Regions from separate parts of the Homo sapiens genome. Here all the other regions are linked to region 2. A link is a loop called in an ENCODE intact Hi-C map of the cell type or tissue named here. Cell type or tissue: Calu3. All regions are shown on one strand. Links, peaks and the distances in the headings refer to the core of each region. The heading gives the core; the rest is flanking DNA. Region 1 has its middle 300 kb from the start of SMIM30. Region 2 has its middle 170 kb from the start of SMIM30. Region 3 has its middle 41 kb from the start of SMIM30.

Region 1 (10,983 bases), core at 1,117-9,116, 130 kb after region 2:
TGCTCCCACTGACCTTCTGATAATGAACAAATGGAAGCAATATGTCAGGAGGCAAAAGCAGAAGACATAGATCTCAAACTTAGGTGTGTTTGATTTGCCAGCAGAAAATGACTAACCACATGATGTAGAAATATATAAAATACATCCACACCTGGGTCAAAGACAGATACACCAAAAGTATCTAAACATCTGAGATCTTCAACTTTGGAGGATGCAGAAGTTACGAGATGGCTTAGGAGGTTGCTGAAGAAGTTCAGAGATGACTAAAGGAAAACAAACAATCAAAAGAAGATGAGTTTCAAATGAAGAAGAAAGAGCAGGGCAACAGCTTAGCTTCTGCTATAGCCATAGCTCCTTGCTCTAGGGGTTTCCTTCTCTATTGTTGGGTAATATTAAGGAAAATTACTTGTGTGTAGAGACAGCACGCAAAGGACAAAACTTTGTATTGAAGAAGCTGTCATATCTTGAGGTTTAAATGTATCTTAATTATGTTTAAAAGGAATTTAATGATGCTGACATCTCATAGGACTTGCTTTTAAATTAGCCCTCTCTGTACACACATAAACACACACACATGTGTACACCAAACCTTTTAGACAGTTTAAAATGGGCAGTAAATTATTTGGGGTGGGGTTCAGAGTGGGAGGAAAATGGTCTTAATTAAATGACAAGGGGAACTATGAATACTACTACAATAAAGGTTGCAAAGGTAATTTTGACTATTTGTGAGACTTGGCACGTACCAAGTCATTCTCCCTTGCCCATCGTTGCTTGCCTTTGGGGAGCTGGAGCCCAGAACTGTGGGGGTTGTAATCACCTCTGCTGACTAGTCCACCACATTGCTCATGGACTTCAGAGCTTTCTTTCCCTTGTCTTCAGTGCTGTTCAACCCATCAATTTCATGAGATTGATGAACAGACTCAGAAGCCCCCAAAAAATTCCACTCTGGCAACATGAGATGTGCTAACCATGAATGAAAGGCATATAGTGACTGATTTACCCAGCACAATGAAATCAGTCAATGCTTTGTTCTCTTAAAGAGGATCAAACTAATTACTGTGTGTTCACTTAGTAAAATTGAATAGTGATTCAGAAATGTGTAATGCATATTGAGTGTATTTAATATATTTTACCTCATGTTTTCTTATTGTCACAAGATTAAATGTTGAAAAACAGCCGTCAGGAAATGTTTTTCTGTGTAAAATAAACAACATCTATCATGGGAGGGACATTTTTAGTAGTAACATTATTTTTTTAATGGAGAGACTCAGCAAGAAGCTCATTCTAATAAAAATGCACACACTGCTTTTCCATGACTTCTCACCACCACTCATGCTTTCAACACACCTGCCCCCAAGTCTGTCCCTGACTTCTTGGTTTGGCCTTAGTTTGGAATCATCAAGAGCATATCATCAGGCTGCAGAATGGTTAGGAGAGAGGGCAACGAGCTTTGGGAGGGGGAAGGAAGTGGAATATGAAAAGGATTCTACAGATAATCCAGCAAGTAGTAACTGAGAGTTTGACTTTGAAATTTTTATGCCATAAAAGTCCAATCCAATCATATTTAATTATGTAGCATTTTAAGATGAAAAAAAATGTTTAAAGAAGCTCCAAAATTGAATTCTTTTGCCATTTTGTCACATTGGCTAACTGGAGGTTATTATTACTGTTGTTGTAGTTCTCATTATTTTTCACCAGAAAGTTGATTTAAAAATAGGCATCATCTGTGATAAAGAGATATGGTTAATAATTTAATTATATTTTCATTGGTTGGTGTCAACTGACGGTATGAAAATAACACAAAGGAAAATCTTTTTAAAAGGCAAAATCAATAGCCTTTATATATTTTAATAATAAAAATAAGTAAATAAGTATTTTTATTTTTATTTACATAAATAAAAAGTACAGTGTGGAAAATTCATTTTCAATGCCATTAAAAATAAACTACAAAGAAAATACTTAATGAACAATCTGTGAAACTCTTATGAGGAATACTATAACACTCCACTTAGTTTTTAATAAATAGGGATGCTTATCATATTAGGAAGAATTAATACATTTAAGTTATCAACCATTTCAAAATCAATTATAGTTTTTATGAAAATCCCAATGAATAATTTTACAAGTTGGCAAAGTGTTTCTAACAGTGCTCTGAAAGAATTAAAAGCTATTATAATTAAGAAATTTTGTAAATCAGAATAATCTAGAGAGATTATTTCTATCAAATATTAAAATATATCATATAACTATTTTTAGAAGTTCTACTGGCATAGAAAACAATGAAATACATTAAACAGCCCCCAAAGATAACTTATTATGTAATTTAATAAATGATATGGAGGTATTATAAACGACTGTGAAGCAAAAATGTGTATCATAAATGGATTTCATAAAACTAGTTAGCTATGCTGAAGTAACACTGTTTAGGTTCTTTTAATACACTATACACTAAAATAAATTACAGTGAAACTAGAGAGCTAAATATTTATCCTTTCTTTCATTCAACATATATTTATTGAACAACTATTATGTGCCAGACTCTAGTCTTGATGCCTGGGATAAAGGATTAAATAAAGTAGAACTCTTTATCTCTCAAGATCAGTGGAGGAAAGAAAATAAACAAACAAGTAGATATAGAAATAATACCATGAGTCAGAAGAATCAAGAGGAAAATTAAAGTAGGGGAAGATGATAGAAGTTAAGGAGGATTCTGTGTTTGATGTGGGGATAGGGAGGAGTGAGAGTAAGGGAAAAGAACATTTGACCAGAGACCTTAATGAAGCCAGGGAGCAAGCCAGAAAGACATCTGGGAGAAGATCATTCTTGGTAGAGGGAATAGTAAGGGAAAAGACTTGGAATTAGGAACATGCTGGTTATGTTTGGGAGAAACAGAAACACCAGTGTGGCTAGAGCAAAGAGAGAGAGGAAGAATAAATTGGAAATGAAATTGGTAATTTGGCCAGGGACCAGCTCATGTAAAGCTTTGTATGGGATTTTAATGTTATTATAAGTATGATAAAAAGCTATTGGAGAAGGAGAGTACCTAATTCATTGGAAAAATATTACTCTGGCTTTCAAATGGACAATAAACAATGAAGGGGAGGCATGGTGATGGCGTAAAGGAGGGAGATCATTTAGGCTAGCAAAATTCCTAGAGACAGAAACTGATGGTTTTGATCATGTTGAGAGTGGTAAAGATTGTGCTAAATGGTCAGATTCTGAATTGTGCGAGTAGGCCAGTTGAATTTACTGATGGATTGGATGTGTACTGTGAGAGAAAGGGACATCAAGGAAAGGAGCAAAGTTTGCATCCTGAGAAATGTTGGTGCTATTTGCCAAGATATGGAATACTGGAGGAAGAGCAAGTTGGGGAATAGTTTGGGATGGTTGGGGAGGTATCAGTGGTTCTCGTTTGGGCATCTCAACTTTGTTATTCCTACTAGGACATCTAAGGGAGACAATCTATATATAAGCTGTTTTTATAAGATTCTAGAGATTAGAGGAGAGGTTGGGACTTGAGATAAAAACTACTGAACTCACCAACTTATAAATGATATTTGCAATTCATTACCTGGGGGTGAGTGTAAATAGAGAGGAGTCCAAAATATTGAGCCTCAGGGGGCTCCACAATTAATATGAGAAAGTGAATCCAGCAGAAAATCAGGAAGGAGGAGACAGCAACATACAAAGAAAACTAGGAGTCCCAGAAGCTAAATAAGGATTTTTTTTTTTTAATGAAGACTGGCCCATTCTTAAGTAAATGAACTCAGAGAACTGGATTTGATAATATGGAGATGATGGGTGGCCTTAACCAGAGTAGACTGAAAGCAGTAGTGTGAGTGGATTCAAAAGAGAATGGGAGGGAGATGAAAATGTGGAAAATGAACAAAGACAATTATTTTGAGTGGTTGTGTAATTAGAAGCAATAAAGTGGAATTGTGGAGAGAGTTTTAATCTTTCTTTTTTAAAGAAAGGAGTTATTACAGTAGTTATTTTGTGAGGATGGGAATGATAGAATAGAGAAGGAAAAATTAATGATACAAATGAGAGAAGAGATAATTGCAGGGGCAAAGTCTTTGAATATACTGAGGGTGTAAGGGATGCAGGGCAAAAGTCGAACTATCTTAAATCTATGACAAAGGGGTATAGTTGTATAGCAAAGTTAAAATAAGGTAAAAATAGAAAAAATGTAGATAACATATATTAATATATCTAAAAAAAGTTTACCCCTTTTTAATAAGTACATTAATGAGGAAAAAACACATTTCAGTTAAATGATGGATAACTGGATAAATTATGATACATTCACAGTAATATTTGATAGTTTGAAGAATGGGTGCAAATATGTAATAACGAATTTAAAATTTTTAATTTCTTTACTTTTTCTTTATTTCACAGTGGGTATTCACAGGTGGGATTATAGCATATTACATCCCTTAACTCCTGAGCTCAAGCCATCTTCCTGCCTCAGCCTCTTGTGTAGCTGGGACTGCAGGCACACCCCACCACACTAGGCTAAAAAATTTGTTAATGTTTATTAATCATCCTAAGTTGAAAATATCTAGACTTCTGGGACACCATTAGGAATAATGTACTAAAGCCTGGAATACGTAACAGTGGCTTTGAGGATGTTGACCTCTTACCGTTAGTTTTGTCTATTCCTGAAAAATAATTCAAAGGCGATTCTTTAAAATTAAATGGGGTTGGCTAATATTGATTATTAATGGGAGAAAGAGGAGGGAAAGGTGGGTAGAATGGGTTTCTTTGTAGTCTGACTTATTAGAGGGGAAACTCTTGGAACCAGTGAATGATTTGCATGCACAGTTTCTCGTGATCTAGGCAAAGAAGGAAAGGACAGCTAGCATGTCAATTCTATGACGCTGCAATTTGGAAAAAGAAAGGATGATATGCTAAGATTTAACTAATATATTGTAAATTCAGATCTTTCAGCCAAATGTTTTCTCAGTAATAAAAGTGTCAATTAGGTATGTTTTTTTTTTTACACAGATTGAATTTTTGACCACTTTATTTTATTTGCTCTCTTTATTCCAGTGTAAAATTCCAGAAATGAGGGTATATTCCAGGTGGGTGAACTGCACAGTACTTATTGTATAGTTCTCCTTGTTTAATAAAAAGTAAACTTTTTAAAAGGTACTGAAAGTTTTTTGTATATCAAGAAAATTAGCCGGGCATGGTGGCTTACGCATGTAATCCTAGCACTTTGGGAGGCCCAGTTGGACGGATCACTTGAGGTCAGGATTTCAAGACCAGCCTGGTCAACATGGTGAAACCCCATCTCTTTTAAAAATACAAATTTTAGCCAGGCATGGTGGCACATGCCTGTGATCCCAGCTACTCGGGAGGCTGAAGCAGGAGAATCATTGAACCTGGGAAGCGGAGGCTGCAGTGAGCTGAGATCATGCCACTGCACTCCAGCCTGGGCGCGACAGAGTAAGACTCTGTCAAATAAAGAAAAAGAAAAAGAAAATTAGCCCCTTGTTTTGCCAATATTTGCTCTCACTTTCTAAGTTTGTCTTTTGACAATTTATAATTTTTTTGCTTTGCAGAGTTTCTAAGGTATCATTTTCTCAGGCTATATTCAGGTATATAAAAAATTAAAAATAACATTTTCCTTCATTTCTGAGTACTTCAATTTTGTTCATATTCTTGGCATTCCTCCAGCCCTTCCTCTGTTTCACGTGATAACAGGTGAACTGCATTCACTCCAGTGTAATTCCATCCATTTCAAGTTTAAACAAGGTCAACTCAGGATTTCCTCTACTCCTCTACCTCTATTTCTCCCTGGGGATACTGTAAATTCTGGGTGTTCTCTGAGGGTCATGGTGTTGGGGGAATATGATTGGTCCCTCAGCTGGGTTCTGCTCCTGTTTGCATCTGCTGAGCTGGCCATTACACCCACCGATGATTGGCCTCACTAAAATGGCTGTGTTCCCCAACCCCGTGGCAGCCACCTGCTGGTTTCCTATTGTTACAACCATCTGCTGCCATCTGCTGGTGTATGCTCTTGTTACAACCAATGAGATCTCTTCAGGTCCCATAGGTCTCTCTCAGAACTTACAGCTGTGTACTTTTCAGGGTAATTTCATCTTCTCCTCCGTTGCTCTCTGGAGCTACAGGAAATTGGTGGGATTGCCTCAGCTCTCCTACTTCATCTTCACTGGTCCCATGATGCTGTGATGCCAGTCGCAACTCCTGTGAAGGACCTTCCCTCCTGGTGTTCCAGACAAGGATGGGGTACAAGTCTCCTGTCACTCTTAGATCCCCAAACCTCCTTCTCCTACCTTTGAGAAAATTTTTATTTCCTTTTAGATAGACTAAAACTGGCTCAGAGTTATCTCCCATAATTTTTTGGTATTTAAATTGGGCCACAGAAAGGCCAAGAACCTGACATAATTATCTTTGACTAACATGAGGTGTCTCTTCACTTTGTATCAATGAAGACTAGGTTCAGTTCTCATGCTTAAGTTAATACTGTAGAGAAGTCAAAGGGAACATAGGAAATAATCTGCCTGCTCATAATTGATATCATTATCATTCTGTACCCATGTTTACATAGTGGGATTTATCTGGCCTCCTGCTGCTGCTTCTGGTTTATGCCACAGTTATTTATTCTGAGGCCTTTTTTACCTAAAGATTTTGCAGAATTTCAACATATTTTCTTCTAGTACTTTTATAGACTCAATATTTTAAACATTTAAATCTTTGACTAGCATGGTATTTATGTTGCAGTGAGATGGGAATGCAGCTTATTAATTTCTCAAAATGACACAGCTACATAGCAGTTTGGATTTCTTGGAGGAAGATTAAGCCTGAAGAACTACTCAGAGATGCCGAAAATATTCATTAATTTTATGACTGGACCTATGAACCTGTCTTTAGAGACAGAGAATTTGCTCTCGACTTTGACTGCCTATCAGAACACCTGGGAGCTTTAAAAAAAATATTGATAACTGGTTCTCAACTCCTCCTGTAATTGCTCTGGGGCATGTCATGATTACAAAAATCTTCCTGGATGATTCCAGTACACAATCAAGGTTGAAAACTTGCCCATGCACAGTCAAGATTGTTTTTAGGGCAAAAGAGAGCGTGAGTGAGACCCATGTGATACCTATTTTCCCATGGAGTAATGTGGAGTGTGCATCCCAACACCCACAGGTCTTGTTGAAACCCAGCTTGCTGGACCCCTCTCTCAGGGTTACTGATTCCCTAGGTCTGATGTCATGCCTAAGAAATTTATTTATTTGATCCTTTTATTTGGACAGAAATTATCAGCAGTCACATTTATACTGGTACCTATCATTTCCCCATTGGAATTTTAAAAGATTGTAAATGAAAACAATTCTATATGCAGAACTTATTTATGTATACTCATTCTTGTTTAAGAGATGATTTAAGGGGAAATAAAATAAAATATAAAAAGGAAAGGTGAGAAAATTTGAACATATGTAAAATAATACTTGAAAAGATAAAATCAAAAGGATAATATACATATATACATAAGCTGATGTTGGACCATACATTTGGCTAAGTTTTCTAGCAGTGAACATTAAGCAGAGAAAGAAAATCACTGTAAGATTTATAATGTGCCCTTGATAAAACTAAGCCAGTAGCTTCAGATAAAAATGCTTACTTTGTCCTGGCATTAGAGGAAAATCTTCTCTGTGTTCTTATAAATATGATTCTATACAACATTGGGAATAAAATCTTCCCTTATCTTTATCATTACAATGATCCTAGAAATTCTACTGATTAAAGTTGACAAAATTGACAAATGTCAATGAGTGACATTAATATAATAGGTCATTTGGTCACTAGGTAATTTCAAGTTTTCACTTGTAAATGAGGGTGTATTTACATAGGTAGTTCCTTAGTCCTCAGTGTGAAACATTGCTGTTCACACCAAAATACAGTAGAAGGAATTATACAAAGTGCAAATATAATACTGTTCACTCGTGATATCCTCAATACGCTTAGCCTGAGTCAAATAATCTAGTAACTTTAACTTATTCCGGGTCTTGGTTTTGGCCTTAAGGAGTGAGAGGTCACAGACTTTTTTAAGGATCTGCTGATCACTAAGCTTCTTCTTCTCAGCAGATAATATACAATTGGTCCTCATTATTCACAGATTCTGAATTTGTGAATTCACCTACGCACTAAAGTGTACTTGTAACCTCAAAGACCATAGGTCCTTTCAAAGTCATTATCAGATGTATGCATGTGCAAAACATCAAAAACTTTGAATTTCCTGATGTGCACATTCCCAGCTGATGTGGAAACGGGTGACACTTTGCTTTTTTGTTTCCGATCTCAAACTGTAAACGAGTATCCTTTAGTGCCACATTTTTTTTCACATTTTTTGCATTTTGTTAATGATTTCTCTGTTTAAAATGGCTCCCAAGCATGGTGCTGAAGTGCTGTTTAATGTTCCTAAGCACGAGAAGGCTGGGATGTGCCTTATGCAGAAAATGTATGTTAGATACGCTTTATTCAGGAATGATTTATAGTGATGTTGGCCATGAGTTCACTGGTAATAAATTAACAATAAATATTAAATATGATGTCTTTAAACAGAAACACACATAAAACAAGGTTATGTATTAATCAGTTGATAAGAAATGTTGTTCCCAGATGCTCGCAAAAGCTTATCTCTGTATTTTTCCAAGGAAAATAACACTAAATTTCCTCTAGGAGCAATGACTCAGTATTTGCTAATTCTGTGTTCATGGTCACTTTATAAAGCACAACTACTGCAAATATCAAGAACTGAACTGTATACACATAGAAGTCTCCTTCAAATTCAAGGATTTTATGAAGTCATGAGGCCTATTCAAGTATGTTAGATAAAAGCCCTTGATGAAAAATGAATATACTAAATATATTAAGAGCTATCTTACATAAGTAATGGTTTCTCTCAATGAGCTTTTTATAATGGTTATGGGCTCTAAAGTCAAACTGCCAGGGTTCAAACCTTGCCTCTATGACTTTCTAGCGGGCGAGCCTGGGCAGGTTTCTTAATCCAAACTTCCTCATCTGCAAAATAGGGAAATTAAGGAAAGGGATTAGAACATCAAAGAGTACATATGACATTACTAATATTTTTGATTGATTGATTATTAACCAGATACATACAAGAATAATTAGAATTTCTGTTACTTATCAGGGAGGGGGTTAGAGAACAGTGGGCAGCAGATACAAGACAAACAAATACTATTTTTAGACCTCAATGAGTATAAGGTTTCTCAATTAAACTGTCTACTATTCAGCTCCTCATGGTTCTGTTCACAAATGAGTTTGGTGAGAACTAATAACTGAAAGACTAGCCCACAGGGAAGTCAACTTTTTATTCCCAAACTTTGGGCTAAAAATAATAAGACAAAATAGTTGGGCTTTAAAATGAAGGGAAAGAGATTAGCAATTAATGAGATTAAAATATTAAAATGAAAGTTAAAAGACTAAGATAAAAGGCATAAGTAAAGGCAAGAAGCTTAGAGATTATAAGAGGAAAAAAGAAAAGCAAAAGGAAAATGCACTAAAAGCAAATAAGGGATGTGCCCAAAACAAAGCTCAAGGTATGTCCAGTTTCCACAAGGGTTGGGTCCCTTGTAACAGTGGGGCCAACTACAACTCTGATAAACAATTCTTTAGGGATCTACTGTAACAAAGCTTAGGACCACTCAGTTCAAACAACTGGAGGGATTTAGGACAAGCAGCAATTTGTCTAAGCTAAGTAGAACATACTGATAAAATAAATATGATAGTAAAATAATTCTGACGTACTAAAAAACTTCAAGTTTAAGGACCTCTAGCTTTGTTTTTTAACATTGTCTTGGTTATTTTTGGCCCCTTATTCTTTAAAATAAAGTGCAAAAAATTAATTCATCAATTTCCACTGAGAGTGTTTGGAATTTAATCTATTGATTGAATTTGATCTATAGATCAGCTTGATGGTAATTGGTATCTTTACAGAAGTCTTTAAATACGTGAACATAGTATATGTCTCCATTTATTTAGGACTTTAAATTTCCTCCATCATGTTTTGCAGTTTTCGTTATAGAGATCTTACAACTCTTTTTTGTTAGATTTGTTTTTAGGTATTTGATGTTTATGCATACTCTTATAAATAGTATTGCTTTAAAATTTCGTTTTATGTTTGTTTATGGCTGGTACAGCATGCCCCGCATAAAGACAGTTTAATCAACAATAGACCACATTATAAGGCAGTAGTTCCATAAGCGTACGATGGCGGTGGCTCATACCTATAATCCCAGTGCTTTGGAAGGCCAAGGTGGGAGGATTCCTTGAGGCCAGGAGTTTGAAACCAGCCTGGACAATATAGCGAGACCCTGTCTCTGCATAATAATAATAAAGATTATAATAAAGCTGAAAAAATCCTATTGTCTAGTAATGTCACAGCAGTCATAACACCATAGTGCAATGCATTACTAATATATTTGTGGTGATACTGATTTAAACAAACCTACTATGCTGCCAGCCATATAAAAGTATTATGTACAGTATATAATACTGATGATGATAATAAACAACTATGTTACTGGTTTATATGTTTATTATATTATAGTTGTTATTGTTATTTTAGAATGTACCTCTTCTATTTATTTTTTTAAAGCTAACTGTAAAACTGCCTCAGGCAAGTCCTTCAGAAGGTATTTCAGAAGGCATTATTGTCATAGGAGATGACAGCTCCTTTCGTGTTATTGCCCCTGAAGACCTTCCAGTGGAACAAGATGTAGAAACAGAGGACAGTGATATTGATGATCCTGACTCTGTGCATCTTAGTTTGTAATAAAAAAGTTTTAAAAGTTTTTTTAAAATTAAAAGTTTTAAAATTAGAAAAAGCTTATCTGATAAGAATGTAAAGACAGAAAATATTTTTGTGCAGTTGTACAATGTGTTTGTGTTTTAAGCTATATGTTACTATGAAAGAGTCAAACAGTTTTAAAA
Region 2 (10,983 bases), core at 2,094-10,093:
ATATTCACATCAAATAACCCTAGATCTTGATTAAATGATTCAGTTTCTCATCTGCTCTTAATCTCAGCATTCATTTATTGCTTTCTTTACTAAAAGCAATAATGACTTTTTTAACCTACTACAATATTTGCTTTAATCTCACACAAATGAAGTGATAAGGAATTTCAGAGATGACAAGATTTCAAGAATAACTTACATCTCCTCTCACCCCACTCTATGCCCCCTGCAGGAAGAAGCAATGTTTCTGATTTAGAATATAGTACCTCATAAAAATAGAATAATAGGATTGTGGACTCCATAAAAATCTCTTTTTTATTTGTAATGAATAAGCTTTACACAAGAAGAATTAGAATTCTTATAAGGAGAGTCATCTTGAGTTTACAAATTGATCATATATTTTCAGTTTTAATATCTACTGTAGTGGAATTGGTACCAGGTTAGTAATTTGGAAACCAAGTACAAAGTGTTCTCCAGACATGAAAGTTTACTGGCAATAGAGATGAGAGGTATTTTTACTCTCTGTCTATGACTGCTCCTCAACTCATTGCACTGCATCTTCTGGCCCCATCACTCCATTGAAACTGTTTTTTTCCATGTCCCGGTGACTCCTAGTTGTTTAATTCAATGGAATCCACTCAGTGGCATTCCATACAGGAGACCTCTCTTCACCTTTTTCTCATTTGTCAGGACACCAGCCACTTAGATTTTCCTTCTGCTCTTTGTTGTGGCGCTTTCACCAAGTTCTTTGCTGCACCTTCTCCTTACGAGAGCTCCAAATGCTGGATGAAAGTCCTGGATGGAAGTCATACTGGTTCTTTATTGAGCAACATGCATTTCCTAGGAGATTGATCACATTTATCACCATTTAGATATCTATGTGCCAAAGTCTTCCTAAGTGTCTTTCCAGTACAGGTCTTTCTTTAGAAATACAGGATCTGCTTGATATTTCCATCTGGGTTTGTCTTAAGCATCTAAACTCAACATGCCTAAAACTGAACTGCTCATTACTCCTCACCCCAAACTTACTCCTTTCATTGTTTTCCCAGTTCAGTGTAAGGTACCACCATCTATCAAAAAGCCTAAGTGTCATCCTTGATTTAACTGTTTCCCATCCAGCAAATGCTATTAATCTTATCTTCAAAATATGTTAAATATTTTCACTTCTCTTCATTCCGTAGCTACCACTCCCATAAAAGCTGCCACCACCTCTTGCCTGAACTCCTTCAGCAGCCTTGTAACTGGTCTTGCTTTTATTCTTGCCATTAGTCTGTTATCAATACAGAGAACATTTAGAAATACAGGTCCATCATTAAAGGCACCTGCTCAAAACTCTTTTCATTGTACTTAGAATAGAATCAAATGTAATAACTGTTGCCAAGGCTCTATGCCATATGGCCCTGTCTACCTCTCCCCATCATCTTCTGAGTTTCTTTTACTTCAGCCCAGCTGACTAGTCTTCTTTTGACATTGAAAACATTCCAAAGCCCTTGCTCATTTCTGTTCCTAAACATGCAAGATATTTCCAGCATTTGGGTTTTTTTTGGTGTAGCCTCTGCCTAAAAAGCTCTCTTCATCTTTAAAAAAAAAAAAAGTACTTGTTTTAATAGTGGCTGATTCTTTTTTTAACCCTTTAGTAAATCTCCTTTAGGATTTACTAAATCCTAAAGGAGATTTAGAATCATTGACATTAGAATCCTTGGTTATTTTGATTTCCTTTGTATCAAAATTTCCTAAAATAAGGTCTGGTACATAGTAGAAAAATAAAAAAATTTATATTAAATAAATGAATTCTCTAATCTAAACATAGGAAATCAGTTGGTAATGTCTACTATTAATGAAAAAACTTGGACTCAGTGAGGTTAAGTACTTTCTTAAGGCAATAAAATTTTAAGCATAGAGCCAAGATTCAAAATCTAAACTCATTAAATAGAATATATGTCATTGGGGGAAAACAGAAGGTAATTAGCAAGTTCTTTTTCTTTAGTCAGATTAAAATTCACAGAGGTCCCCTATAGCATCTTAATACAAATTTATGGACAAAAGAAAACTCTTGTAACTAATTATAACTACTATTCATTTATTATGTATTTATGGGCCAGAGTCTCTGCTAATTCATTTATATACTTTTCTACAAGTCTATGTTTTCATCTTATAGGGAAGAGAATATAGTTAATTAATTTGTGAAGGTAATTTATTAGTATTCTCCAGAACCAGGTTTTTGTTTTTTGTTTTTTTGCTGTATTTTGAGATAAGGTCTCACTCTGTTGCCCTGCCTGGAGTGCGGTGGTGTGGTCACAGCTCACTGCATTTTCAAACTACTGGGCTCAAGCAATCCTCAGACCAAGGCTCTGTTTCAGCCTCCTGAGTAGGCAGGACTACAAGCATTTGCCATTATGCCCAGTTAATTCTGTTATATTTTTATTTTTTTGTAAAGACAGGGTCTCACTATGTTGCCCAGGCTCAGACCCAGGATTCTAACAAAGGCCTGCTTGACTCCAAAGCCCTTGCATATAACCACCATACTAGTCTGCCTTTTTTTACTTAAGAGTCAAGAGCTAGATAAGATTATACCCTTGGCCCGGTGTGGTGGCTTACACCTGTAATCCCAGCACTTTGGAAGGTCAAGGTGGGAGGATCACTTGAGCACAGGAGTTTGAGACCAGCGTGGGCAACATAGTAGGAACCCATCTTTATAAAAAATAAGTCTCTCTTGCTAAGGTTGCTGGGATTCATTTATTCATAAAGATGCTCTCTCACTGTCTCTTGAAGTCCAGTATCAGCTTATTTAAAATACATATGGTATGGTTAAAAGCGTTGCAATATAGAACCAGTTGTGGTATTGTTGCAACTCCTGTAGTTCAGCAAGTAGGAGGGAGGGTTGCAACTCTTTTTACTCCCACCACCCACAGCTCAGTGAATGGGAGGATTATAGCCGGTTTATTTCCATCACCCACAGCTCAGCAAACATGAGGGTTAGAGCTTTTTTGCTCCCGCTGACCTCAGCTTGGCAAGTTCTGCATTCCTATTCCATGGCCAACAGGAATAAGGTACGTGGACACTGGAGAGTGAGTAAGGTAGAGAAGAATTTTATTGAGCAACAGAAGGAAAGCTCTCAGCTGTGAAAGGGGACCCCAAAAGTGGGTTGCCCTCTGTGAGGCTGACTCTGGGGTTTTTATGGGCTTAGAATGGGGGAGTGCATGCTGATTGGTCCATGGGTGGTCTTGGAAAAAGCAGCATTTGATTGGTTAAAAGGCATCATCCAGAAGGAACCAGTCCAGAGAGAGTGAGTAAGATGGGGATAGACGTTCTCACTCTGGTCGTGGACTCTATGTGGAACAAGCAGCTTGTTCCTCAGGTTGAAGGTTGATCCTTACTTGTGACCAGCCCCTGTCTGCATAGGAATTTTTCTGTCTCCTATTGCTATCAGTATTAGGCTGGAAAATAGGGACACATAATGTGAATCCTGAGGTCATTCCACATTTTCTCTGGCTTGAACTCACTATTTAGAAAGGGTTGTGGAGTAACTGAGAAGGATTCTTATTAAGAAGTACAAAATTGTTAAAGTAGAAGAAATAGATTGGTAACGCAAAAGTTAAAGGGATTGCGGTTTAGAGAGGAGTTACTAAATTATTTTAAGGATATAAACAGTTCCTCGAATAAAGTGAACTATTTTTTATTGCCACAAGACTGACTACAGGTTTAGTAAACCTTAACAACTTTAGCAAGAGACTTATTTTAGACTTAAGTCTTTTATGATTTTAATAGAAAGTAATATTAAATAATGTCTTACTGATATTGACCATATATCTGGTATTGTATATGTATCTAATTACTCAAATGATAGACATTTTCAGATGGCCCCAAGTTGCTACAACTTGAGTGGTTGTAGAAAAATTTAGAGGGGAAATAATCAACTGATAGATTATAACATAGGTCCAAAGTAAAGTGCACTTGGAATTATTTGAACAGTTTGGAAATAGACAGCTAACCTGAATGAGTTGCCAATATTTAAAAATCCCAGCCCAGAAGGGATCTCATTCTAGGCTTTTCCTTGGAAAGCCAGAAAAGACTCTAGATTTCCTGTCTCTCCCAAGGGGTGAAAAAAGCTAAGAAGCATGTATGAAAGTCACAGGTCTGATACATCAGCCCACTAAAAAATGGATATTTAATGATAACATTATGGAATGCTTTCTTTTGCTTACACCTTACTACTTTACTAAGAGGGATCTTGTATAATAACAGTAGATTAAATTGTAAAGGATGAGAGTTGCAGACTCTCTTTAAGATGGGGTGGTGGAGTGCTTAGGGAAGCCCCAAAACAACACGCAAGACAAAACAAGACAAAATACCAGAAAGAGAAGTAAGACATAATAGAGCAGGAGAAACATTTAATGAAATAATGGCCAAGAATTTTGTAGGATTAATGACAGACACCAAACCAACAGACCAGAGAGCTCATAGAGTACCAAGAAGAATAAACACCAAAAAATTTGACACCAAGGCATATTGTATTCACATTGTAGAGCTAAAGACAAAGAGAAATCTCGAAAGAAGCCAAGAGTGTGAGGGGTGGGTGGGTATGTGGGTAGGGAATTTCACCTATAGAGGAACAAGCATAAGAATTACAGCATACTTCTCTTAAGAAACCCATGTGTATTTGTTTCATAAAGTTGCAGTAACAAAGTACCACAAACTGGGTAGCTTCAAATCACAGACATTTATTCTTTCATAGTTCTGGAGGCTAGAAGTCTGAAATCAAGATGTCAGCAGGACTATGTTTCCTGTGAAGGCAATCCTTGGGGTTTCTTGGTTTGCAGTTGCATCACTCCAATATCTTCCCCCACCATAGCATGGCCTTCTCCCCTGTGTTTGTTGTGTCTTCATATCACTCTCTTTATAAGGACATATGTCATTATGACATATCTTAATCTTGATTATATCCACAAACATTATTTCCAAATAAGGTCACATTCTCAGGTACTGGAGGTTCAATGTATCTTTTTAGCAGGTATAAATAATTCACCTCACAACACCTTCAACTCACAACACCTTGTAAGCAAGAAGAAACTGAAGTAATATATTTGAAATGTTGAAAAAATACCACCAACCTTGAGTTATATATGCAGTGAAATTATCCTTCAAAAGTGAAGGAAATAGTTTCTCAGGCAAACAAAATTGAGAGAATTTTTTTGCTAGCTGTCCTGCCTTGCATATAATGTTTAAAGAACGTTTTCAGGGACAAATAAAATGATATAGGTCAGAAAGTCAAATCTATGTAAAGAAAGGAAAAACACTGGACAAGGAATAAGTTAAAATAAATTTAAATATTTTCTTTTCCTTTATTTTAACTAATCTAATAGATATGTCACAGCCAAGAGGAGTCTAAGAGAACACAATGAGTAAATGTAAGGTGGTATACTGGATAGGATCCTAGAAAGGAAAAGGACATTGGGTTAAAACCAAAACACTGAATAAAGTATGGAATAAATCAATATTGGTTTATTAATTATAAAATGTATGCCATACTAACGTAGGATATTAATAATAGGGAAAACTGGATATAGGAACCATAATACAAATAAAAAATACAAAAATACAAAGATACAAAAATGATACAACTCCTTGTATTATTTCAACAATTTTTCTGAAAATCTGAAACAGTTCTTAAATGAAAAGTTTATTTAAACAATATTATAAACGAAAAATGCCAAAAAAAGTGATTAAACAATGCAAAACAAAATACCTTGATCTAACAGGAAATTTAAGATTTGACAGGTAGGTAAAAGACTAAATGGAAACAGAACTCCCAAGATTCATTATGATTGCTGTATTAGAGGAATGGTGCCTTATTTTCTGGCAAATTCTTTTCATGTTAGAATGACATATGGAGAATCTGCCTCTCTGGACCTCTTGTGTATCTTGCTCAATGGTCCAAAACTGTAAGACCTTCTGATACGGTTTGGCTCTTTCTCTTCTCTCAAGTCTCATCTTGAATTGTAATCCCCATGTGTCGAGGGAGGGACCTGTAATCCCCACATGTTGAGGGAGGTAAGTGTTTGGAATATGGAGGCAGTTTCCCCCATGCTGTTCTCATGAGAGTGAGTGAACTCTCACTGGACCTGATGGTTTTATAAGTGGTAGTTTTTCCTGTGCTTACACATGCTCTTTCTCTTGCCTGCCACCATGTAAGATGTACCTGCTTTGCCTTCTGTCATGATTGTAAGTTTCCTGAGGCTTCCCCAGCCGTGTGGTACTGTGAGTCAATTAAACCTCTTTCCTTTATAAATCACCCAGTCTCTGGGAAATTCTTTATACTAGTGTGAAAATGGTCTAATATACTTTGGCTGTTCTTTCCTTAAGCCACTTCTTAGAATTGTTAATGCTCAAGGCAATTTTGAAATGTGAGGTAAAACATACACCAGGTATCCCTTTGGACAAAGAACAGTCTTGCTTTTTGCTCAGGGATGTCAAATCTTTTGGCTTCCCTGGGCCCCATTGGAAGAAGAACTGTTTTGGGCCACACATAAAATGCACTAATGCTAACTATAGCTGATGAGCTAAAAAAAAATCGCAGAAAAACCTTATAATGTTTTAAGAAAGTTTACAAAATTGTGTTGGGCCACATTCAAAGCTGTCCTGGGCTGCATGTGGCCCACGGGCTGCAGGTTGGGCAAGCTTGCTCTAAAATCAATGGATTCTCTAAGCTCAAGCTTCCCTTATGCAGCATACTCCTGTGTGTGCAGCTCCACCTAGCTCTCCTTGTTGCTCTGTGCAATTTTGGGTTCAGTGAAACCAATACAACTATGATGACAATACTTCTATTGTTTGTGCTGCCTTAAACTTCTTCTCTGTGACCAGGAGTCTTGCATTCTTCTATTACCTTCCATAGGACTATGGAAGGCTAACTTATTAGCTTGTATAGTATTTTGGTGGGAGTCCTCCTCGTTCTAGCCCTCCTTAACATCATCAAACTTATTTAAGTAGCATAAAATCCCAAGAGAGTTTATTTCCAGTAATTTCTTCTTTGAAGCGCATTGTATTTAGTTCTTTTTGCTTACTTTTTTCCATCTTTTTGGTTCACTGTATCCCATTATTTCATTCACTAATTTTCTTTTCAGCTGTTTTTATTGTGTTTGTTTGAACTGGTTAAATATTTAACATCAACAATTATATTTTTCTGGAAATTCCATTTATTCTTCTTTCAAATCTGCCAGACATCTTTTAAAAAGCCTCCTGCTCTTTATGTTTTGAACTTCATCCATTACATTTTAAAATACTTTTAAACATATTTAACATTTTGTCTCTAACAATTTTAATATCTGAATTCTTTGAGATTTGATAGTATGTTTTCTCTGCTGCCACTTCCTTATGGTGCCAAATTTCCTCATGTGTCTTGTAATTTTGGAATGTAAGTACCTATTTAAGTATGTCTGATGCAATTATCTAACTTGAGATAATTCCTCTAAAATGTATTTACATTTGCTTCAGTAAGGTTCCCTGGGGCACCTAAAGTCTGTGACCCTTGAAATTAATTACCACGGTCTGGTGCAGTGACTCATGCCTGCAATCCCAGCACTTTGGGAGGCTGAGGTGGGCAGATCACCTGAGGTCAGGAGTTGGAGACCAGAATGGCCAACATGACAAAACCCTGTCTCTACTAAAAATACAAAAATTAGCCAGGTGTGGTGGCACATGCCTGTAATCCCAGCTCCTTGGGAGGCTGAGGCAGGAGAATTGCTTGAACCCAGGAAACTGAGGTTTCAGTGAGCCGAGATCATGCCATTGCACTCCAGCCTGGGTGACAGAGCAAGACTCCATCTCAAAAAAAAAAAAAAAAAAAGAAAAGAAATTAATTACCACTAACATATCTATTGCTAAAATACTCAAGGGAGGCCTCTTCCACACCCACCCTGGGCCCAAAATTCACAAGGAGACCAAATAGATTTCCTGCTCTTTACTTTTGCCAGTAGGTAGATATTTTTCCAGTTTATCATTTCATTTTGAGATTGTAGCTTTGAGAGTTTCCACCTTACCCTGGCTCAAATCATTGCCTCTGTTCACTTACAGGCTATTGTACTATCATCTGCTCTCTTTCTTCTATTGTACATATGGGACTTTCCTCTTATCCATATTTTATAGTCCAGACTTGGAAGTTTTACATTCCATTCTTATTCTTTTGGTGGTGGTGTTATCCTTAAATTTTAATATGCATACTTAACAATATCGAAAACTGATCAATCTATTCCCATTTAGGATAACAAAAACACATTAGAATATTATAACTTTAAATATTCTTCTATCTTCCATGCATTCTTATTTAGCATTTAATTGCTATCATTTTTATTAAATTTTTGTTGAAAAAATAATAGAAAAAATTAAACATCTTCAGTTTCCAGAGCACTTAAATTTTACAAAGATTTTTATAAAGAGAACACAGGTGTGTAATCACTACTCAGATCAAAAATATAATATTGATGGCAGCGGCGCCCTGTCTGAAGTGACTGCTACCATGATACCGGCTGCAGTAGGGGAGGTGCAGCCAGGGCTGCACTCCACAGAGCCGGTGGGATCCCCACCTGCCCCCTTCCAATTTGGAGGGGCAGAAGCTCCACCCTTACAGGCAAATCTGCAGCTGCCCAGCCACGGCTGTGGACCAGGCATCACTGTGCTCTCAGGGGCCCAGGAAGTCCCTTGCCCCTGCAGGCTTGAAAGTGTCTGGTCCCGCTGCCTGGCCTCTCCCTGCTCCCAGGGTCCACTCTTATTTCAGAGCAAACCTGTGGGCGAGCTTGGGCGCTGTCACACCCCAGCTGGGTGTGTGTGTGCTCAGGGCGATGCTGACATACCAGCCCCTTGCCACATCAGCATCCTCTCGACTTTGGGTGCTGACCAGCATTGGAGGGAGGCTGATGAGGGGGCTAAAAATGACTTGGTGTAAACCTGCAGGCGCCCCTTGACATGCACAGCCTGGGTGCCATAAACATTAGGTTGATGATGGCAGGAGGCAGACAGGCTCCTGGACAGAAAGGGTCCCGGGTAAGCCCCACCTTCAAGCCAGGAATGGCCTGAGGCCTGGGGGCCTGGGGGCCTAGCCACCAGTTCCGCAGACCAGAGTGAGGACTTACGATGCCTTTCCCTAGGTCCACCCATGACCACCCATAGACCAATCAGCATGCACTTCCTCTCTTCTGAAGCCCATAAAAATCCTGGATTCAGCCAGAGTTGAGCAGACTTTAGGATGACCTTCCTAAGTCTGGATAGGAGCTACCCACTCTGGGTTTCCCCTCCGCTGATGGCTGCACAAACATAGGAACGACCTGTCTGCAGAAAGGAGCACGGGTTTCCTAAGAGGTGTACTGTCACTCAATAAAGCACTTATTTGCCTTTCTCACCCTCTAGTTGTTCATGTACCTCATTCTTCCTGGACACAGGACAAGAACATGGGACCCACCAAATGGTAGGACCGAAAGAACTGTAACACAAACAGGCCTGAAACACATCCCCCCTGCTCACTGCATTGCAAGTAACAAGAAGGAGAGAGGAGGCCAGACCTTAGGCCTCCTGAGCCAGAGCTGTGACGCCCTCTTTGGGGCTCTATGGTTCCTGGTGTCTCCAAGCATTCAGGTGCCACTGTGCTCCCTGGAGCCCACAGTGGAAGCCACTTGTGGTACACATGGGGCAGCTGCAGCCTTGCACAGAGCTGGCACCTGTGCCAGATCCTGGAGCTGCCCACCCCACCACAGCCGGCATGCCTGGCTGTGGGCAGCAGCCAGACCCTGTGCTTGCTCGCTCATGCACCCCTTGCCACTCCAATCCTGGCTCACCCTTGGCAGGTGTGGGATCCAGGCTGACAGCACAAGCTGAGTGTAGCTGGCCAGATTGAGTGGGCAGAGCCCAACAGGCCTGAGGGAAACTTGGGCAAAGGTATACTGGTCACAAATTTTTCTAGCTAGTGAAGTAACACCCCAAGGATCATGTGGTATTTCTGAAATAAATATTTATAGAACACCAGAAGTTCTTTGTATACTTTTTCATTCATTCCTTCAAGTTAACTATTATTTTGGTGATTAATTTGACTGTTTTAATTTTGAACTTTATATAAATAGAATGAATCAAATAGTAGGATACTCTTTTGTGTTTGGCATCTTTCACTCACTACTATAATTATGAAGTTTATCCGTATTTTTTTGTGGCAGTGGATTTTAAATTTTCATTTGCTGTAAAGTATTCCAGTGCCTGAACATATACATTTATTTACCAATTTTAATATTGAGTGTTTTGAGGGTTGCTTCTAGTTTTTTGCTGACACTAATAATGCTGCCATGAAATTTGTTATATGTCTTTGTTTGCATATGTGTGTGCATTTCTGTTGAAGAAAAATTACTGGAACATAGGGAAACATATGTTCAACTTCCCTTACATTGCCAAAAAGTTTCCAAAAGTGATTATTCCAATTTACACTTACATAAAATGTTTGAGAATATCAATTGCTCTATATCTTTGCCAATATTTGATATTGCTATCCTTTTTCATTTTAGTCATTAAGGTGGATGTGTGGTTGTATTTTACTGTGCTGTTAATTTGCATGTCCCTGACAACTAATAATAGTGAGTACCTTTTCAAATGCTTATTGGCTATTTGTTGTTGTTTTGAAGTCCCTTTTCAAGTATTTTGTCTCTTCTAATGATTAATTTGTTTTTAATTATTGGTTTGTCAAAGTTCTATATATGTTCTGGATACAAGTCCTTTATCAGATAAATATGTTACAAATATATTCTCTTAGTTAGTGGCTTACCTTTTAACTCTTAAGTGTAGGTCTGTTTCTGGACTGTCTCTTCTGTGCTGTTGATCGTTTTGCCTATTCTTGCTCCAATACCACAGTGCCTTAATTACTATAGTTTTAAAATAAGTCTTGATATCTAGTTTATCCTCCAGTTTTGTTCTATTTATTATTTAAGATCGTCTTGGTTATTCTTACCTGTTTAC
Region 3 (10,983 bases), core at 1,274-9,273, 130 kb before region 2:
AGTGGTTGTCGACCTTGTGCCTTCTCCTGAGTTGAGGCAGACTCATCTTCTGCAGAGCAGTCACTGGATGGAGGTCAGCACTTCAGAGTGAGGGGCAGCTTGGAAGGAGGCAAGGATCCTGGAGTGGAAGAGCAGTGAATAAGCTATAGGAAATGAAACTGTTTTATTTCATAGCCACTCTTTTCTCAGGACAACTGAAACTATGAACCATTTCTGAGATGATTTCTGTGGCAAAAACGTATCTGAAATAAGACATACATTTTATGATGGTGGCTTGTAATAAAATTCACCTGAGATTGTGGGAGAAAGAAACTTTGATGCGTGATCACACCTTCCCACACATTCTACGATATTTATTTCACATTAGATCAGCTAAACCTTTTCTAAGTAACTACCATAAATTGCACAGCCATTATGGTAATTGATTTCATATTTCACTTGTGGATGTCACCAGGTTTGCCCTTACTCCGTGACATTGCTTCCATGGTAACTAATGCATTTTAAATGATAAGAAACATGAAGAATAGAAAAGATCAATTACTAATATATAATGCCAATTAACATATAAATGTTTGAGGTTTATACCTCAAACATTTGAAAAAAGGTGAAGCACAATTTTTCAAAAGTAAAAAATAGTCTAACAATCATGGTTAGATATTGGTGAATGGTGCATATACTGGTGTTAAATAAATCTGCACTGTGGTGCACATATCATTTGGCCATGCCAAACTTTAGGCCTTTATGTAAATGAACAAATGTGAAAGAGTTAATCATGAAATCATCCTTACTAAATTATGTATTATAGTACCTAGATCCCTCCTGCCCCTCTTCTCTAATCTTTCTGTCATTTCATTCTTTATTGGCATTTTTTTTGTCATAAGGGAAGGAAGAGAAGGTAATATTAAAATGATTATATTTTGCTTCTCAACAGCTCTGTCTTTGAGAACACATTAATTACTTCATTCATTTGTTGAGCATATTCCAAAAACTAATGCTCTTTGCTGTTCCTCAATCAGGCAAAGCACTTTCCTGCTTAAGAACTTGTGGGCTCAATGTTCCTTTTGTCTGGAAAGCTCTCCCCCAGATAGCTTTATGTATTACTCATAATTTCTTTAATGTCTTTGCTCAAATGTCACCTTCTTAGAGAGATCTTCTCTGCCAGCCTTTATAAACAGTAACCCTTACTCCCAACCTGCACACCCTCTGCCCTAACTACTTTATACTCTGCATTTCTTATCACCATCTAACAAAGCACACATTCATGAATTAATTAATTCACTCATTCATTCCACATCTTCCCACTAAAATAAGACCAATGAGGCTTATGTACAGAGAATTTGCCTGCTGTCTTCTCACTGGTATGTTTTGTTTTTAGAATAATAGTACCTGGAATTTAATAGGAGTGCGATAACTATGTTTTGAATGACTAAATGAATTTAAGAGTGAACAAGATAGACTCTGTTCCTACCTTCAGGGATCTTATATTCCGGGGATTGATAGTTAATAGCAAGCTTCTGAACAAAAAATTATAATAAAAATTATATTTAACAAAATTATAATGAAAAGTATATACCATAGTCACTTAATCCAATCTGCTGGGTGTCAGAGAAGATTTGTTGGGAGATTGGCATTAAGCTGAGGCCAGAGGAAGAGTAAGAACAGTAACAGAGTGCTCCAGGAAATGGAATAAACTGGTCAGATTGGACGGACCAAGAGGCAAATTGCTATGCTATTCTGTTTAGAGCAGAATATAATTTCTGCTGTATTTTATGTGACTAGTTCAGTGTTTAAAAAACTAAATCTGCATGTTCTTAGGTGAAGTGTGCCCTCTCCAGTTACTTCCACGTTTCCCCACTGCTGATTATATTATACTCCACAGGATCTACATATTAAATTTACCTTCCTGGCTTTCTGGACCCTATTGGTGTGTGAATGAGCAACCTCTGGTTTAGAGTATTCCAAGGAGTCAGAGATTTCCTGGAATTTTCCCTTTGGGAAGGGTGTATGCTCAGGCTGGTGTCCTGGAAGCCTTAGTGTGGATCAATATAATTGATCTACTACTATTATTTTATGGTTTCAAGATATATCAGATAAGGAGTTTTATATAATTCAGAGTAATTTTGTTTTTCAGTGAATGCTGTATTTGTAGGAGGTGGAAATATGCATCAAAATGACAAAACCATACTCTTCAGAAAATGTGACATTTTAAATGATCATATGTGCAAAGGGATTATATTTTCTTCCCTGTTAATTTCTGGGTGTGGAGAATGCAGAGGTGGGGATGAGCAAGGCTTGTGATATACCTCATACCAACACTCTATGCTCACCTTCATCAGACCCTGGCCTTGCAATTCCCAATCACACATACTTCTGGTTTGTGGGTAGTTGGGCAACATGGTCTAGAAGTCAGGACTGGAGTACAGACCCTGGAGCCAGACTCCTGGGACTTGAAGTCTGGCTTCTCCAGTTACCAGCTGTATAACTATGGGAAGTTACTAAACTTCTCTATGCTTTATTTCCCTCCTCTATAAAATGGGACTATAATAGTGCCTCCTCTGTGGTTTGTTATGAGGATTAAATATAAGTTAATTTATGTAAAGCACTTAGAACAGTGTTCGTTATTCAGCAATTTCACAATAAATTTTAAGCACAGTCACTATTATAATTATTATAGAATATCCAATAAAATCCTGGAAGACAAGAAACTTTTCTGGACAAAAGATATATGGTACTGATTGTTCATTTTCCTCTCAGGAAGAAGATAAATATAGAACAATAATCTAATGACTGACAAATAAAAACATTATTAAAGCTGATGTCATTTAACTTAATAAAATGGCTGTCAATTTATGAAATCTGATAGAGAAAACATGTGACATTTTTCAATATGCTAATGGAAAAATTTTTGCGAAATTTGTCTGTCTTAAGATTTTACAAGTAACTTCTTTTAGACAAAAATATCTAGCAGCCCAAAAATACTTCACAGAAGCAATTTGGTTATAACCTTAAATGGAGAATCCTGAAGTTAAATAATGTATCTGTGTACAAAGTTCTCAAATACGCTTCATAAAGATTGGGTTGCTGGAGTCTTGACTGTTCTACTTACTGAGTTCTGGTAGCATCGAATTGTGTGATGGGGCTCCTTGGCTGTGGCTTATCCTTCTTAGCATATAGCATTTCACCCCACACACAACATAAGCAGTGTTCACTGGTATACACTCTCTGCTTCAGGTCTCAAACTATGGGATTTTAGAACAAAGCCTTCATGTATATGTGTCAATGCAGACATGGAACCTAAAGATTATGGCTACTATTTTTTAGACTGTGGTATTAGTTTGATATCTAGAAAATGCCAAGTCAGGATTTGAATTTTAAATCCAGGCTCTAAAATGTTTCTTTTTTCAGAACTGCTGATAAAGGAGGAGAAAAGAGTAGTTAAAACATTTAAAAAGTGAAATTAATATGCATTTGTAAAAAATCAAACGATACAAACATGAGCTGTTCCTCCACTCTGACCCCAGTCTCACTCTTCAGAAGGAACCTATGTTAATGATCATAAATATCCTTCTAGACTTTTTCTAAGCATAAACAAACACATGCACATACATGCTTGTTGGTTTCTATTTATCACAAAAATGAAATTATACTGTACACTTACAACTTGTTTTCCATTTACTTAAAGCTACATGCTGGATAACATTCCATGTCAGTACACATAGTTTAACCTCATTCCTTTTAATTGCTACTTAGTATTATATGATTTGTGCAGTAATTTATTCAGTCATCTCCCTTTTTGTAAATCACAATTCAGATTATTTCCAATTTTGCTATTAGAAACAAGGCTCAAATGAACATTCTTATCTGAGAGCTGGTGTAAATATTTCTATAGGGTAGATTTCTAGAGTTGAATTACTGGGTACATGACATACAAATTTAAAATTTTGAGACATATCACTCAAATCTCTTCCTAAAACATTATCTTGATTGTTTGTTTCTACTATCATATATGAAATTCTGTTCTTGCCACATTTTTATCATCTGGACATTATCAATCTTGAAAACTGTTTTCAGAACAGGTGACCCATGGCATGTTACTGTTTTAAAGTTACATCTATTTTACTAGTAATGAGGTGAACCTTTTTTCTTTTGTGAGTTGTTGGTTTATATCTTTCCTTCACATTTCTTTTTACCTTTTCTTATAGTAATCCAAAAGCATCTTACACATTTATATTTATCAGTTAAGCATGCAAGTCTTTTTTCGTAATACGTCAGTTGAAGAATAATTTCACTTGTTACGGTTTTCTGAGTCCATTGTCTCATGAGTATGTTACTAAGTAGTAAAATAACAAAACTGAGCAGCAGGGCTAAGAAGGAGGAGAAATACACAATATAGATAACCCATATGTTGCACAACAAATTTTAAATAGACACAAGTTGATTGTGTCTATTTAACACCAATTAGCTGGTCAGCTTAACTAATTTAGTAAAATATGAGATAATAATCACAAGGTATAATTTTTTACTTAACTGGAATGAGAACTCTTTAGGTTAGGGGCAGTCCCTTCTCCTTTTTGTATTATTAGTGACTAGCAAAGTAGTTGTGAAATTTGTTGAATAAAAAGAAAACCAGGCAAATCAATGGACTTTTGTTAAAAAAATAGCAACTCGTTCTTTTAATTATTTTTGAACATCAGTGGCTGATATCATACTCATGCAACAAATATGGTATTTTAGGCCTATAGTAATTCTTAGGTAGATGCATTTTTGCTGTTTTTGCCAGTTTTAATGAAGATATTTGTGACATAACTTTGTAAATTATCTAAGTATAACTGACTACTTTTTTACCAGCATCTCACATTAATATTTAGAATTGTCATTTAAAAATCATTATATTTTAAGTGCAAACATTCACATGGAATTTGAGGTAACTTCTTACCAAATGGACAGAGCTCTCTTATTGACCTATTTTCTTCCTCTTGAGAAATCCTTGAGAAATGATCATTCAATTGCCTAAGGAATGTCGTGAAGGCATTACCACACTAGAGAAAGCCCCATTTTCCTTAAAAAGTGGGCAGTTTTGTTATTCCAGGGTTCACTTTCAGTTCCTTTCACCTCATGACTCACGACATGTCCTCAAGTCCTCAAAGGATGTTAGTGACTATCCTTGAACCTCAAATTTATAGACTGGCTTCTCTTTTTAATTTTTTTAGAAAGGGCACTAGAAAAAGCCTATAGTAAGCTAGTTTAATTGTTGAAAATTTGGAAAAATTGTTGGATTCACATTAACCGCTTCAAAAGTAAAGTCAGCTAGACACAACTATGCTATTATCCCCGTGATATTGAGCTTAGCTCATAAATGCCTGAAAGTGAATTAATTTATTCTGTTCCTTTGAAAACATCTACTGAGCATCTACTATATGCCAGGTGGTGGGCTAGATCCTAGAGATTAAAGATAATTAAGGCTTAACCCTGCTATCCAGGGTCTCCCAGTCTAAAGTAATCATTGCTTTACATTTTTCATTAATGGCAAACAACATTTTCAAGCCAATTGCAAGAATAAACACAGATTCAGCTTAGGACATCGCCAGTTTTTGCACGTTCACTGCAACAGGACAGTGCTGTATGGAAAGAACAAAAATCTGAAATTAGATTGAATTTTAGAAATCTGAAATTAGATTGGAGCAGGTGCTGGGAAGAAATCCAGCATAGGAGGCTGAATTGATATCTAGAATCTCTGTCAATACGTAGGCAAACAGTCCTCTCTGGAGGCTTCAAAACAGTAATTAGTGAGAATATGCAATAAGAGAGAATTCAGCATCAATAATCTCAGATGTCAAGGCAGGCAGGCAGTTGGTATCTAAGGAGTTTGCCAGTAAATCTTCAAGTATGCAAGGCATGGCTTCAGAGCTGGATTTTGGGGGAAACTTAAATGCGGGTATGGTGGAAAGGGGAAAGAATGGAAAGTGTGTAGCAGGTTTCTAGTTCTAAGAATATTATTAAAGTAGCTATTTAGTCATAGAACAAGGCAGAAATCTGGTTAAGCAAACTGGAGCATACAGACCTCTAGGGGGAGCCCAAGGCTCTTTTCTATTCTTGCACCCTCCACATCCCCCTGCACTCCCCACTCCCATACCCAGGTACAGGTTTCACCGTAAGAAGGAATGTTGTCAGGGATAGATACAATTCGAAGGCCCTCTTTCCATCATAGTGCAAGAAGGTAGAACTTTCAAAAAAAATTTTTTTTTTAAAAGAACACAGATGGGCATGAATTACCTTGTTTCTTCCTTCCAGAATGATAAGACGTGGGCTCCTTTAAAGTAGCTATAGCCATTTTTTCTCTCTTCAGAGGCTTTTATCCTTCCATGGTCCTGGACCTAACCCTATTCTAGTTCCCCTCTTCCACCGCTGCCCCAATCAGCCATGGGAGGCACAGGGGGAATGTCTCTGCCCTGCTCCTTTTCATCTCCATTTGAGGTGTGTGGCCTCTGAGCACCTTAGGAGCTTCATCTCATAAGATGCTTTACTCTCTTTTCCTAAAGGACATAGCCTGGAGAGAATTCTGGCCAATGATGATATTCAGGTGTTTCTGAGTCCTTAATTCTATGTCATCATATTTCCACTCTTTAAAAGCATCCCTGCAATTTCTAACAGAACACAAGATGAGAATTGGGCCTTGGAAACAAGCAGAAGCTCAGTTACTAAGGCTGGTAAAAAAAGGCCAGGATCAGAGAGTGGCTTGATGCTTTATATACATTATCACTAATCATCACAATTCTGTAAGAGGATTTTGTGTGTGTGTGTGTGTGTGTGTGTGTGACAGGGTCTCACTCTGTTGCCCAGTTTAGAGTGCAGTGGTGTAATCAAGGCTTATTGCAGCCATGACCTCCCAGGGTCCAGTAATCCTCCCACCTCAGCCTCCTGAGCAGATGAGACCAAAGGTATGTTCCAACATGCCCAGTTAATTTTTTAAATCTTTGTAGAGATGGGGGTCTTACTGTGTTGCCCAGGCTGGTCTTGAACTCCTGAGCTCCAGCACCTTGGCCTGTCTTGGCGTCCCAAAGTGTTACGATTACAGGCATGAGCCACTGTGCCTGGCCAAGAGGAATGTTTTTACCTTACTTTACAGATGACAAAAGTAGGTTCACCTTACGGAACCTACGAAAGGTGCATGAAATTATGAATGGTAAAACAAGAATTTAGGCTTTAGTTTGATAATAAAGCCCATCCTCATTCTACCATTCCAGTGGACCTACTTTTGTCAAGATCACCAACAGCTTCTATGTTGCCAAATCTAATGGACCTGACTCTATCCGCATTTTGTTGGACTTGTCAGAAGCATTGAACAATTTATCACTTCCTTAAAATACTCTCTGCTATTAGCTTTTCTGACATCACACTCTTCCGCTTTTTCTCCTGTTTGCAGAGCTTTCCTTCTATCTTTGCAGTTTCTTCTTTTTTATCTGACTTCTAAATAAAAAATGCTTCAGGGCTAGGTTTTCTTTTCTAAACACTCTCCATAGGTGATCTCATCTAGTTAGATGGTTTAAATAGTATCTGATTACTTAGTATCTCTTCAGCCTAATATTTTCCCTAGCTTATGCTACTCCAGCCACCCTAGCTACCTCGCTGATATTTAAACATGCTAAGCATGCCTCTGCCACAGGGCCTTTGAATTTACTGTTCTTTCTGTTTGTGACACTTTCACTCATCAGATATGTGCACAGCTTGCATGTTCACTTCTTTCATCTTTGTGCTCAAATATCACCTCCTCAGAGGGACCATCCCTGGCTACGCTGTATTACACAGCACTCACTCCAACTCCAGGCACTCCTACTTTCCTTACACTGTGTTTGTTTTCATCAAAACCTTTATTACCATCCGATGCATTGTGAGCACATAGCAGGTGCTCGATAAATATATTTTGGATTAAAAAGTTTATTAATTAAGAACTCACAAATATCTATTTACAACTGAGGCTGCTCTCCTGGGCCACAAGTCCTAGAAGCCATGGGGTGTAGAAGTTAAGATGATGGGCTCAAGGGCCTGACTGAGTGGACTTGGTTCCCAGCTCTACCATTTACTACTTGTTTGGTCCAGTTACTTACTCTCTTTGTGCCTAAATTTCCCCTGTAATACAATAGAAATACTAGTAATTGTACTTAATAATACTAAAAGTACTTATTTCATAAGCTGTTTTGAGGGTAAATGACTTAATACATGCCAAGAACTTCAGACAGTATCTCATATATAGTAAAAGTGCCCAATAATTCTTAGTTCTTCTTCCTCCTCTTCTTCTCCTCGTCCTTCTTCTCCTTCTCCTTCTCCTTCTTCTCCTTCTTCTATTTCCTAGTTACCTACTTGATCTACTGGGTTGTCAAACAGGCATCTCAAGCTTAGTGTGTCCAAAGCAGAACCTTGATTGTTTTCCCAGACTTGTCTTCCCTCCAGAAATCACCATCTCAGTAAATGGCACCACATGTTGCTCACAAAATAAAGAGGGATCATCTTCAGTTTCTCTCTTTTCTGTATCTACCTCATCCAATCCACAAGCAAGTTTGTGAAGATTCTACTTGCAAAATATATCCATAGCTCTGCAATTCCACTGCTGTTACTCTAATCTAAGACACCATGATCTCTTTCTTTCACTATACTAATACCTTTAAACTTGTTCATTTTCTCCTCTTGCTCCCTTCAAATTCATTATCATACTAAAGCCACAGCAATTTTTAAAGAAGACTCCCCTAATCATAGCCTTCAGTGACTTTTCCTTGAATGTAGAATAAAATCCAAACTCCTTACTATGACCTACAAGGGCCTGCACAATCTCAAAACTACCTCCCTTTCCAGTCTCATCTTGTTCCACTTGCATTTTTGTCTGCGATACGTCAGCCACACTGGCTCACACTGGCTACCTTTTTTCTTCAATGAAACTGTTTTCTACACTTTACTATTTCAGAGCTTTTGCAGGAATTATTCCTTCTACCTGGAATGCTATTCCCTGAGCTCTTGGAATAGTTGGTTTCTTTCCATTCTCCATGTCTGAGCTCAAAGGTCACATGTGCGGAGAGGCTTCCTATAACACCCTTGCTAAAATTTGGAGATGATATGTGCAATAATTCTATGATATTTAAATTTGAATAGTTTGCTTTAATGAAACAATTCTTTTTTGAGTTGTCTGATAAGATTTATTTTTACTTATTTTTATTAATTTAAATATTTGTACATATTTATGGAATACATGTGATATTTTGTGACATGCATAGACTGTGTAATGACAAATCAGGGGATCTGAGTGGTCCATCACCTTGAGCACTTATCATTTCTATAATCTGGGAACATTTCAAACCCCCTTTTTAAGGTATTTTGAAATATACAATACATTGTCATTAACTATAGTAAACCTACTCTGCTACTGAACATTAGAACTTACTCTTTCTAACTGTGTGTTTGTACATTCGTACCAATCTCTTTTTAGATTCCCTACTTCCCAGTCTCTGGTAACCATCATTCTACTCTCTACCTCCATGAGATCAACTTTTTTAACTCTCATATACCAGTGAGAACATGTGATATTTGTCTTCCTCTGCCTGGCTTAAGTGAAACAATCATTCTTATTAGTGACTTTCAACCTTTATTTGTTTGCTCTGGACAACTTTTAAATTAATAAACTGTTGAATTGAACCCCATTATGTAAAGATGCTAAAGTCAGGACATCTTTGCTTGTTGTAGAACAGGGTGAGGAGTAATGAACCAGATTCTGATCTTCTCATCCTTTTAGTAGTTCCCTAGAGTGATACTGACTTCAGAGCCCAATTAGTGAACCAACAGTTTGCATAATCTATACATAGATTAAGTGAATTTTGAATTAGAAAGATGGACATGGCTACATCCACATAAAACCAAAATATCTGGTCAATTTCATAAAGTATCTAGGTAAACATTCTTATTGCATTTTCTTGTGATTTTATTCTCACACATTTATTCCTACAACTACATTTTTTCCCCTTGAAATCAGTAAATGGATATCTTGGGGTTCCTAGCATCTAGAATCCAGACTTGCACACATAAGAGACACAGTAATGCTTTTTGACTAAATTAAATGCATAGATAAAGGCATAGAAAGGTTAAAATTTGGCTTTATGATATTTTGTAGCCTTTAAAAAAGTTCTATGTCGTAACCTCATTTCACATTTTGTGACAGTGATCCCTCCAAGCATGACATACTTATGGCATGCCTACTGAGTACCAGGTAATGCTGGGTGCTTTCCTGTGTCATGAATGTTTTCCATAATGCTCACACAAACCATTGAAGCTGCGTGTTGTCCACACTTTCACATATGAAGAACGTTAGTGTACTTCATATAGGTTAATTGATTAATGCCTTGTTAAATGGAAAGGAGAGGATTAAAAACATGATCTTTTTGACCTCAAAGTTCATTTTTTTCTTTTATTATATTATGAAAAATACAAAGCCTAATTCCCTGATCAGTACAGAAGAATCCTGAAAGAATTATGTTAGCTTTGGAAGTCAATATTTTAAAGATGTAATTAATTAAAAAGGGTGCAGATAGTGTTAAAGGGTAAGCTGATGCTATTTGACTTCTTCAAAGATTGTATTAGAAGTTGATAATATGAATTATGTGTAATTAATAAAGTGACATTAACTTTTATTTTACTGAAATTTGGGCTTTGTTAAAGCTTGAAAGAGAACCCTCCTTCAACACTTTCATTCCACAAATGTTGGCATTAAAAAGCGTCGGCATTCACTAGGAAGTCAGGAAGCCTAGGCCCTCTGAAATTGGATATTATCTATTTTTGTATTGCAAAAATAATTAGTAATATTTAATTATTTTATTTATCACATTAATGATAGCACTGATGGGAGACTCTACTAAGCCATAACCAGAATGAGGTGTATTTTGGAAGATTTATAAAAACCAAATAACTACCTCTATTTTCTAGTATCATGCCCAGCATCCATTC

The links. Peaks named below come from ENCODE experiments on the same cell type or tissue, not always from the same donor. Only the 100,000 strongest peaks of a DNase experiment are listed, where the experiment ranks them.
Region 1: a loop joins it to region 2, with 2.1 times the contacts of the local background. A loop is called at or near these places in 4 of 110 quality-filtered maps.
Region 3: a loop joins it to region 2, with 8 times the contacts of the local background. A loop is called at or near these places in 15 of 110 quality-filtered maps.

What each region holds. Positions count from the first base shown.
Region 1 is chr7:113,415,915-113,426,897 of GRCh38, forward strand. No RefSeq gene overlaps it. Among named protein-coding and RNA genes, the nearest start is that of SMIM30, 300 kb to the left of the region's middle. RefSeq lists an enhancer at 5,703-6,225. In Calu3, for the core only: a CTCF peak has its summit at 6,030 (motif pointing left); a DNase peak (open chromatin) is centred at 5,987.
Region 2 is chr7:113,282,597-113,293,579 of GRCh38, forward strand. No RefSeq gene overlaps it. Among named protein-coding and RNA genes, the nearest start is that of SMIM30, 170 kb to the left of the region's middle. In Calu3, for the core only: no CTCF peak of the experiment used is centred there; a DNase peak (open chromatin) is centred at 6,735.
Region 3 is chr7:113,153,873-113,164,855 of GRCh38, forward strand. No RefSeq gene overlaps it. Among named protein-coding and RNA genes, the nearest start is that of SMIM30, 41 kb to the left of the region's middle. In Calu3, for the core only: a CTCF peak has its summit at 6,051 (motif pointing right); a DNase peak (open chromatin) is centred at 6,089.